Regions from separate parts of the Homo sapiens genome. Here region 1 is linked to region 2. A link is a contact called in ENCODE Hi-C or POLR2A ChIA-PET data. All regions are on one chromosome and are shown on one strand. Each heading gives the region's core, a stretch centred on a gene start or an enhancer-like site at or near the end of the contact. The rest is flanking DNA. Distances are from core to core; before and after follow the strand shown. Region 1 has its middle 120 kb from the start of LINC01891. Region 2 has its middle 85 kb from the start of LINC01891.

Region 1 (4,568 bases), core at 1,160-3,659, 33 kb after region 2:
CTACATTTCTGCCAGTGGTCCACAGCCTGGCTGCTCTGCCACCCTGCCTGATGTTCTCACTGGAGTGGTCCCTAGGGCTGTCAGAATTCATTCAACATCGCTCTTCTGGATCCCCTAGAAGAGGCCTTGTAAACTCCCAGGAATGCTGAAGGCTGACTGAGACCCACAGATCGTTCTGCTTATTCTACTGGGAATCTGCATTTTCCAGTAGTGACACAGTCTATTTTTTATACAGCTCAATTTGTGCTTATTACTCTGTTTTCCTAAACTTAATAATATGTTGTTTAGGAATCTATCTATCTATCATCTGTCTATGTGGATCGATTCTTAAACAACATATTAGCACATAGACATTTAACCTCAAAGTCAGAAAGAGGAGACAGGTACTGGAGACAGGCAACAGGGAGCCTTGTGGTAGTGATAATAGCTACTTTTTCTCCTGACAGTGGGTACCCAGGTGCTTTTTTATTACTATTTTTCAATGTCCATGTATGTGTGTCTCACACACACACACACACACACACTTCTGTGGGTTTAGCTAGTGCCAGTAATTTCCCAAGAGAGGTTCAATTCAGAATACGCTGCTTGATTGAGGGTCCGACCTAAACATCTGAGGAGCAGCTCTGTGGTCAGTGACCTGTCTGGGATGTCACCCTGGCTGTGACCAAGGCCATCAGCCTCCTTGGTAAGGCTCCGGCTCACTGAGCTTTAACCACAACCCCAGAAATATGGCTGGAGAAGCAGCTTCTCGCAGGGGACTCTGCCCTCCCTGGCCGCCTCCCTTGCTAGGGGTGCCTTCCTTCCACAACACCACCAGAGGACCTAACCCTTCAAGAACCGGTGAATCCCTCATGCCCACACTTGTGTCACTCCTGGCTGGAAGGAGGTTATTCTGAGAGGCTGGCTGAGCCTCCTTCCTGCAATTCATGCCCAACATGGGAAGTGCTACCCCTAGTGAAGCACACTTTCGGACAGACCAGGATTGCGGTGACCTCAGGATGGCAAATGAATCCACAGCGACAAGGCAGCAGTGGGGAGTGGGAAACACCAAAGACAGACGTCAGGTCCCCAACCTCCTTCCTCCTTTGTCCCTCGCTCCCCTGAGTCACAGTTGAAGCTGTGCCCTTTCATGTCACTCAATTAGGTTGATAAGAGACAGCGCTAGAATGGGAGATATGAGAATATGGATAAAAGAAAAGACAGCCACAGAGGCTGAAAGCTGCATCTCAGCCCATGGACAGGCCACACACTTGGAGAAGACTGTGTGGCTCCTCCCTTCTCCAGTCACCTGAGTTTTGGCACAAGAAGCACTAACATAAGAAGCCAGTGGTGGCTGGGTGCAGTGGCTCACGCCTGCAATCCCAGCACTTTGGGAGGCAGAGGTGGGCAGATCACAAGGTCAGGAGTTCGAGACCAGCCTGGCCAATATGGTGAAACCCCATCTCTACTAAAAATAGAAAAATTAGCCAGGCACGGCGGCGGGCACCTGTAGTCCCAGCTACTCGGAAGGCTGAGGCAGGAGAATCACTTGAACCCAGGAGGCGGAGGTTGCAGTGAGCCGAGATGGCACCACTGCACTCCAGCCTGGGTGACAGAGCAAGATGCCATCCAAAAAAACAAAAAAGAAGCCAGTGGTACAGGAAGTTTCATTACTGAGAGTGTGGACTCCTGACAGTGGAAAGCAATTTGGGGATTAGAGTCACAGACAGCGGCTGAGCCTCAGGTCCTGGAGTCAGACCTCGCCTAATTTGCTTTTGTTCCCTAAACTTGTGTCCCTGTCTTTAAGATACTAACAGTGGGATAACATGCAGCACAGTGCCTGCCCCCAAGCCTCAGCTCCTATCGCGTAACGTCCCAAATGCTTCATTCATTCTTGGGTTTGTTTGTTTGGTTTGGTTTGAAATGGAGTCTTGCTCTGTTGTCCAGGCTGGAGTGCAATCTTGGGTCACTGCAACCTCTGCCTCCCGAGTTCAAGTGACTCTCCTGCCTCAGCCTCCAAAGTAGCTGGGACTACAGGCACCCACCATCATGCCCAGCTAATTTTTGTATTTTTGTAGAGACGAGGTTTCACCATATTGACCAGCCTGGTGTTGAACTCCTAACCTCAGGAGATCCACCCGATTCAGCCACCCTAAGTGATGGGATTACAGGCCTGAGCCACTGCCCCCCATTCTTGGCCCATTCAAGCATCTGTTTCGTGCTGCTGAAAGCCACAGTGAGTGCTCTGAGTGTGCTGAGAACCATGAAGTGGCTCTGCGGAACATCTCGCATGAGGACGCTGCACGGGACAAGGGCTTGTGGTTTTGGCTGAGGAAAGGCAGAGCGCGTCACCACTGTCCCGCACCCTGTGCCTGGCACACACCCCAGAACAGACATCGCTCTGCCTTTCTGCCCTTTATCAGAATGCCATCTAGTCAGCAGACAGCTATCACGAGTCTAGAGCGTGACAGGCTGGAAGCAGATGCTGCTAAGATGCCCAGACAGGCCCTGAGAGGTGGGGCAATCTGCGAGCTGTTAGCAGGACGCTGTCCAGCAGCAGGGACTTAATTTCATTAGAGGGAGTGGAGGAAGAGATGGACGCCGACGAGGCCAGTTGTCAGCTCTGACACCCACACACGTGAGCCCTGGCTTCCTGGTAATTCGGGAGGAAGGACTGCAAAATCCCATGTCAGTAGGTTGCCGTGGGAACCCCCATGTCTTCAGCAAACAGATGCTTCCATGGAAATGAAACATTGTTGCATTAAGTAGCTGACCCTCTACAGAGATTAAATGTTAGCAAAGGAAAATTCTAACATTGAAACAGAATTGGAAGGGAGTGGGTAGACATCAGGCAATATTTCTTATTTTCCTCTGAGTCCTAAAAAGGATCTAGCAATACCTCCTTAAGGGGAAATGGCATTAACCCACCAAGCAATTGAATCACTGACTTTCTACTTGCTCTCTCTCAGGTCCATGTGAACAGAAGACCTGGACTGTATTCCCACCCCTTTGTGCCTATAGAACTCTGTCCCTGTTTAGAAGGTGGCTGTCCCGTTAATAAAAAATTTAGGTAAACCTGAATCTTCCAAAGGGTGATATAGAACATGAACTATTTAAAAGCTTAACATTTTTTTTCTGAATATTTTATTCTAAAATTAGTGGTTGTATGTTTTTTAACTGTTAAACATTTTCATTGACTTACTCCTCAAATGGTTAAACTGATTGAATATAAATAAAGAAGCAGGTATTATAAAGTTGTGGTTTCTAAAATGTGGATGAGAATCTTGTTTCCTGGGCCAGAATCCCAGACCTGGGATGTGTGAACACAAGGTCACACAGACCGACATGCTTCCCTGGGCCTCTGGGAACCAGCCTGCCCTTTCCTTCTCTGAGTTACTCTGGGAGCTTAGGCGGTCTCAGCTGATGGTGGAGGGAGTCCCACTGCAGTGAGAAACATGATCACTCGCAATTTAATAATGCAACGAGAATAAACTTGAAGTACAAGGTATTATAGGAAATGGGAATCTCAGGAAATGTGCACAGACAAACTTGTCAGGAAAAACCATCCATTGTAGCAAACTCTGCTCTGCTTAAGGCACCCTTTTTCTCATAATTTGCTGTAGATTAACTATTGTAGCTAAGAAGCACTAACATTGGAATAAAAACAAACATACTTCTCTTTATGGTGTATCTTTGAAAAGAGACATGTGCCATAGTTTTCTTGAGAGGGATGTGGCATAAAGCTGGCACAGAGGAGTTGTTTGGCTCCTATTTAGGTTTGTAAATATCTCTCAATTTCAGCAGTGCTCTCTGTGCTTATGTAGGTTCTCTTCGCCCCCTGTATTTTTCCTAAACTTTCCTGAGCTCTCCTGACCTTATTTTCTCTCCAAGCCTTGATGCCAGTTTGACTTCTGGGTGATTCTGAGACTGGCTGCCTGTAGCCCCAGGTAGGATGATGATCAAGTGCCCCAGGAGGTGATTTTTACTGGGAAAAAAAAGCAGCAGCTCCCTTGTTTGGGGTGGAATGTTACAGCAACCAGGAAATCTGGTGATGTCATTCATCAGGGGCTTTCAGGCCGGGAAAGGCGTCACTCAGGCCTCTGGCTTTAGCTTTGAAAGATATGGTTGGGACATGTTGCAGTTCAGCTTCACTAGCATTCAGAGACCGGAGTGGGGTGGTGGAAAAAGACACTGGCCTTAGTCAGGGGGCCTGAGTTCTAATTCTGTTTCTGCTCCCAGGACCAACTACATGATTTGCAGGACCTGGTGCAAAAAAAAAAAAAAAAAAAAGAAAATACAGGGCCTCTTGTTCAAAAATTACTAAGAATTTAGAGAGGATAGCAGCAGATCCTTAAACCAAGAACAGGGCCCTTCTGAAGATGGGTCCCTGTGTGACTGCATGGGTCACTTGCCCATATGCAGGCCTTTGTGCAGGATCTTGATCCCTGTGGAGTGTGTGACTCAGCCTCAGCTCCTTCACCTGGAAAATGAAGGCATCGGGCAAACAGAGCTTCCCTCTCAGCTGCACAGTAGGTGCTCCACTCATGACGCTGAAAAGTGGGAAAGGGGCCCAGCCATCTAAGCAGCCC
Region 2 (4,222 bases), core at 1,342-3,841:
CTCAGGTGATTCACCCACCTCGGCCTCCCAAGGTGCTAGGATTATAGGCGTGAGACACACTGCACCTGGCCCTTTTCTGTCTTTTTAAAAAATGTCATTTTGTATAGAGCATACACTACTGTGTTCTGAGGTTTTTTTTTTTTTTTTTTTTACATTACCAAGAATTCCTTTTTAACATAATTTTAAATAGCAGCAGCATACTGGAAATAAATTAAAGGTATGATTAGCAGAAAAATGTATAACAAATGATCCTAAATATTAGCTAGAAGTGAGCCACAAATGCACCAGCTCTCTGCTAGCTGAAGCCAAGACATCCACACCACTAGTTTACAGGATTCATAATGTTTGTAAAATAAAACACAATATGCACTTCAGGGCCATGTTTTTCAGATATTGACACCCAAGGGGGAATTTTCTCCATGAACCCTTCTTGGGAGGATCCATTTATTCTACAAATAAGCCTGCATATGAGAGATAAGAAGGACACTGATGGGATTCAAGGCACACTACCTCAAAGTACAGCATGTTAGCACATTGAGTATTTTAAGCCAAAGAACTATAGGCCTGGTGAGATGGCTCACGCCTATAATCCCAGCACTTTGGGAGGCAGAGGTGGGAGGGTCCCTTGAGGCCAGGAATTTGAGACCAGACTGGGCAACATAGCAAAACCTCGTCTCAACCAAAAGTTAAAAAAAAAAATGACCCGGGTATAGTGGCATGCACCTGTGGTCCCAGCTGCTTGGGAGGCTGAGGCAGGAGGATCACTTGAGCCCAGGAGTTCGAGGCTGCAGTGAGCCATGATTGCACCACTGCACTCCAGCCTGGGCAACAGAGTGAAACCCTGTCTCTTAAAAAAAAAATATATTGAGGTGTGGCAAGTGCAAGAAGAGCGCTCTGACCTTCCCCTGCACTCTGACCTTCCCCTGCACTCTGACCTTCCCCTGAAGCAGGCCACAAGACCCTCATGTGAGAGGTGCCCCTCTTCTGAAGACACAGGGGCACGGAGAGGAATTGAACACACAGGACTTGCTAAATTTCCCTCAGTTTACTCATCCCCTTTAACCTACCACATCCTTCCATGGCTTTCTCATCTTTTATCAAACAGCATAAAAACACACAGGTTTAACTGTTTCTTCTGGTCTTCATGTCATTTGAGGGCTCTGTGTCATGTAAAACTTATTAAATAAATTTGTTGGCTTTTTTTTTGAGACAGAGTCTCACTGTGACACCTAGCCTGGAATGCAGTGGCACGATCTTGGCTCACTGCAAACTCCACCTCCTGGGTTCAAGCTTTCCAAGTAGCTGAGACTACAGGCACAAGTCACCATGCCCAGCTCATTTTTGTATTTTTAGTAGATACGGGGTTTCACCATGTTGGCCAGGCTGGTCTCAAACTCCTGACCTCAGGTGATCCGCCTGCCTTGGCCTCCCAAAGTGCAGGGATTACAGGCATGAGCCACCACGCCCGGCTGACTTTGCTCTTATTAATCTGCATTTGGTTACAGGGGACCCAGCCAATGAACCTAAGGTGGGTAGAAGGGGAAGATGTGTTTTCTTCTTACAACACGTTCATCCAACTTTCATTCTCATAGCACACCCATTGTCAGCTGCAGGTAGCAGGTCATAAGCTCTTAAAGGGGTGGCCTTTTCTACAGATTCCAGAAGATACAAGAAAATCAGCATCATTTTTCTTAGGTTTTTTGTAAATACGTAGTATCATTCTCTACCCCTACTATTGTGATTCTAGCTTTAATGCCTAAAAAAACCCAAAAAATCAAATAATCACAAGCTCATATTATGTACAAATTTGAAAATATAAATGTGTTCATAATAGTATTGTTTATCATGGCAGAAATATAAAGTAAAAATCACCTAAGTGTTCAGCAGTAAGAGAGTTGGCTAAGTAAATTATGGAACATGCGTACAATCCTTTTGGTATGTGAAAAATTATTCAGCCACAAAAAGCAACTATGATGAAGAAAATCTATTGATGTTAATTTTAAAAAAAGAAAAAGCTGGATACCAAAGTTTACGTAACAGCGATTCTTAGATTTTACATGAAAAGGGATTGGAGCAAAATTAAAAAATAATGATAGCCAAGATGACGAGGGAGTGGGCGCCTTTCTTCCTCTGTTTTCTTAAATTTGGGGTTGTCTAAGTTGCTTTCCTTGTTGCAAGTAATCCTATTTGTTGTTGTTGGTTGGTTGGTTTATTCTCTCTGGTTACTTGTTGGTTGTCAAGTCAATGAATGAAACTTCCAGTTCCCTTAAAAGCACTGCAGCCTTCTCATGCATCCACTTCAAGCAGGCTACAAACCTGACTCAGATGTGAGGAGCTGATTGTGCCAGTTGCAAAGCACTGTTTGTTCCTGAGCAAATGATTTAGGACAGTTATTATTACTCAGAAAGTTTATTTGCACAGACCTCACTGTTGCAGCTCATAAAAACGGGCTCTTGATAATACTACATGGAAAAAGAACAAGCACAAACAGGGCAGAATTGGAAATGAGCTCTGGCCCCTGCTGGCCCAGCAAGGAGGAGGGAGGGTGGGGCCTCCCAGCCACAGGTCCCTTCATGCAGTGACTCAGAGGTGCCCTAACTAACAAAGATCTTTCCTGCCTCTTCTACTGGCTGAAAAGCATGTTGGCACCTTGCAGTGGGGCAACAGAGAATTAGAAGAAGCTGGGAAGGGTGAGGATCTTAGAAGGAGACACTAATTTGAACATAGGTCCTGGAAAGTAGAAAGTTAACCATCTAATTTAATGGATCCAAAAATGGTGCTAAGCTTGAACTGGATTTGAGGTTGTGTTTTTGTACCAGCATGTCATTCTGGTCTTGGAGGTACATCCAGAGGTGATGTTTTTGGGCTGGAAGGCTGATGCTACTAAGTGGTCCTTTGCAAGGTGGAATAGAAATCCAGCTAGAGGTAAGAAACACAGGCCCAGTTCTGGAATCAGAGGTCCAGTCAGACAGGCCAGGATCTGGGTAGGGTGTTGAAAGGCAGTGCCAGGGGTGAGAAACACAGGCCCAGCTCTGAAATCAGAGGTCCAATCAGATGGGCCAGGATCTGGGTGGGGTGTTGAGAGGAAGTGCCAGAGGTAAGAACCACAGTCCCAGCTCTGGAATCAGAGATCCAATCAGACGGGCCAGGATCTGGGTAGGGTGTTGAGAGGAAGTGCGGTGTAATAGGCAGAGGGAAAGCATTGGTGCCTCAATTTCCAGCCCCTCAAGGCTGGTCACAGAATGCATTATTGTTCTCAGCTACTGGCCCCCTCCCCCTGTAAGGTGCCTGTGCAGTACACCATGAGCACAGCCACAGTACCTTTTGTGGGTGGAGTCAATGAACCATCCTGCTGAGAATAGGCTTGGGGCTTGGGAAAGTGACTTGCTTTGGCCACTGAAATGTGAACAGAAGTCATACAGGGAGCCAGTTCCCAGCTGAACTATTAAGGGCTATTGTCAGATTTTGGGGTTTGTTTTGGTTTTGCTTTCTTGCTTTCTCCTTTGACATGAGGACATCACTCCCCGCAAATCAGCTGCCCCAGTGGAATCTGCTTGTGGGAAATACACGGAGCAGAGCCACAGCCAACTTTCTGCCAACCTGTAATGCATGCAAGAAATAAACTTCTGTGGTTATAAGGCAGTGATTTAGGGGGCTGTCCTGTTTCCAGAGACTTACCTTGAAAATGCTGTCCCTGGCCAGGTGCAGTGGCTCATGCCTGTAATCCCAGCCCTTTGGGAGGCTGAGGGGGGAAGATGGCTTGAGTCCAAGAGTTTGAGACCAGCCTGGGCAATATGACAAAACACCATATCTACAAAAAGTACAATAATTAGCCATGCACGGTGGTGTGTGCCTGCAGTCCCAGCTACTCAGAAGGCTGAGGTGGGAGGATCACTTAAGCCTGGGAGGTTTAGGCTGCATTAAGCCATGATCATGCCACTGCACTCCAGCCTGGGCAACAGAGTGAGACCCTGTCTCAAAAATAAAAAATAAAAAAAAAATGCTGTCCCCTCTGATGAAGCACTTCACGGGGCTATTTCATGTGGCTCTTTTGAGAAATGAACAGGGAATGCATTCAGCCCCCCCAAAAAAAATGAATGAGAACTTAAGGGCTGCTCCGTCTCTTGGGTACCACATTTCTGGTGATTAAATGGGAGGGTCAGTGGTGAGAGTTTCAACAACTTCTGTTTTGTTTTTCTCTAAATTGTCATTTCTTTTCCTC

The links. Hi-C counts contacts between places; a loop is a spot of excess contacts on that map. ChIA-PET counts read pairs that join two places held with the same protein, here RNA polymerase II (POLR2A). Pooled maps may share reads with other maps.
Region 1: a loop to region 2 is called in a map of sigmoid colon, with 4 times the contacts of the local background. The contact joins two enhancer-like sites. A Hi-C loop is called at or near these places in 6 of 168 maps with a recorded cell type or tissue (CD4-positive, alpha-beta memory T cell, CD8-positive, alpha-beta T cell, naive thymus-derived CD4-positive, alpha-beta T cell and 2 more) and 8 of 50 pooled maps. POLR2A ChIA-PET finds 5 or more read pairs at or near these places in 9 of 52 experiments (BJ, MCF 10A, PC-9 and 5 more).

Annotation. Positions count from the first base shown.
Region 1 is chr2:234,333,817-234,338,384 of GRCh38, reverse strand. No RefSeq gene overlaps it. Among named protein-coding and RNA genes, the nearest start is that of LINC01891, 120 kb to the left of the region's middle. Within about 2 kb of position 2,409, at least 11 of the 41 ENCODE cell types and tissues checked have a DNase peak (open chromatin) inside an H3K27ac peak, as active enhancers do; they include PC-9 and sigmoid colon, where a contact is called at or near this core.
Region 2 is chr2:234,367,285-234,371,506 of GRCh38, reverse strand. No RefSeq gene overlaps it. Among named protein-coding and RNA genes, the nearest start is that of LINC01891, 85 kb to the left of the region's middle. RefSeq lists enhancers at 2,771-3,270, 3,271-3,772. Within about 2 kb of position 2,591, at least 13 of the 41 ENCODE cell types and tissues checked have a DNase peak (open chromatin) inside an H3K27ac peak, as active enhancers do; they include PC-9 and sigmoid colon, where a contact is called at or near this core.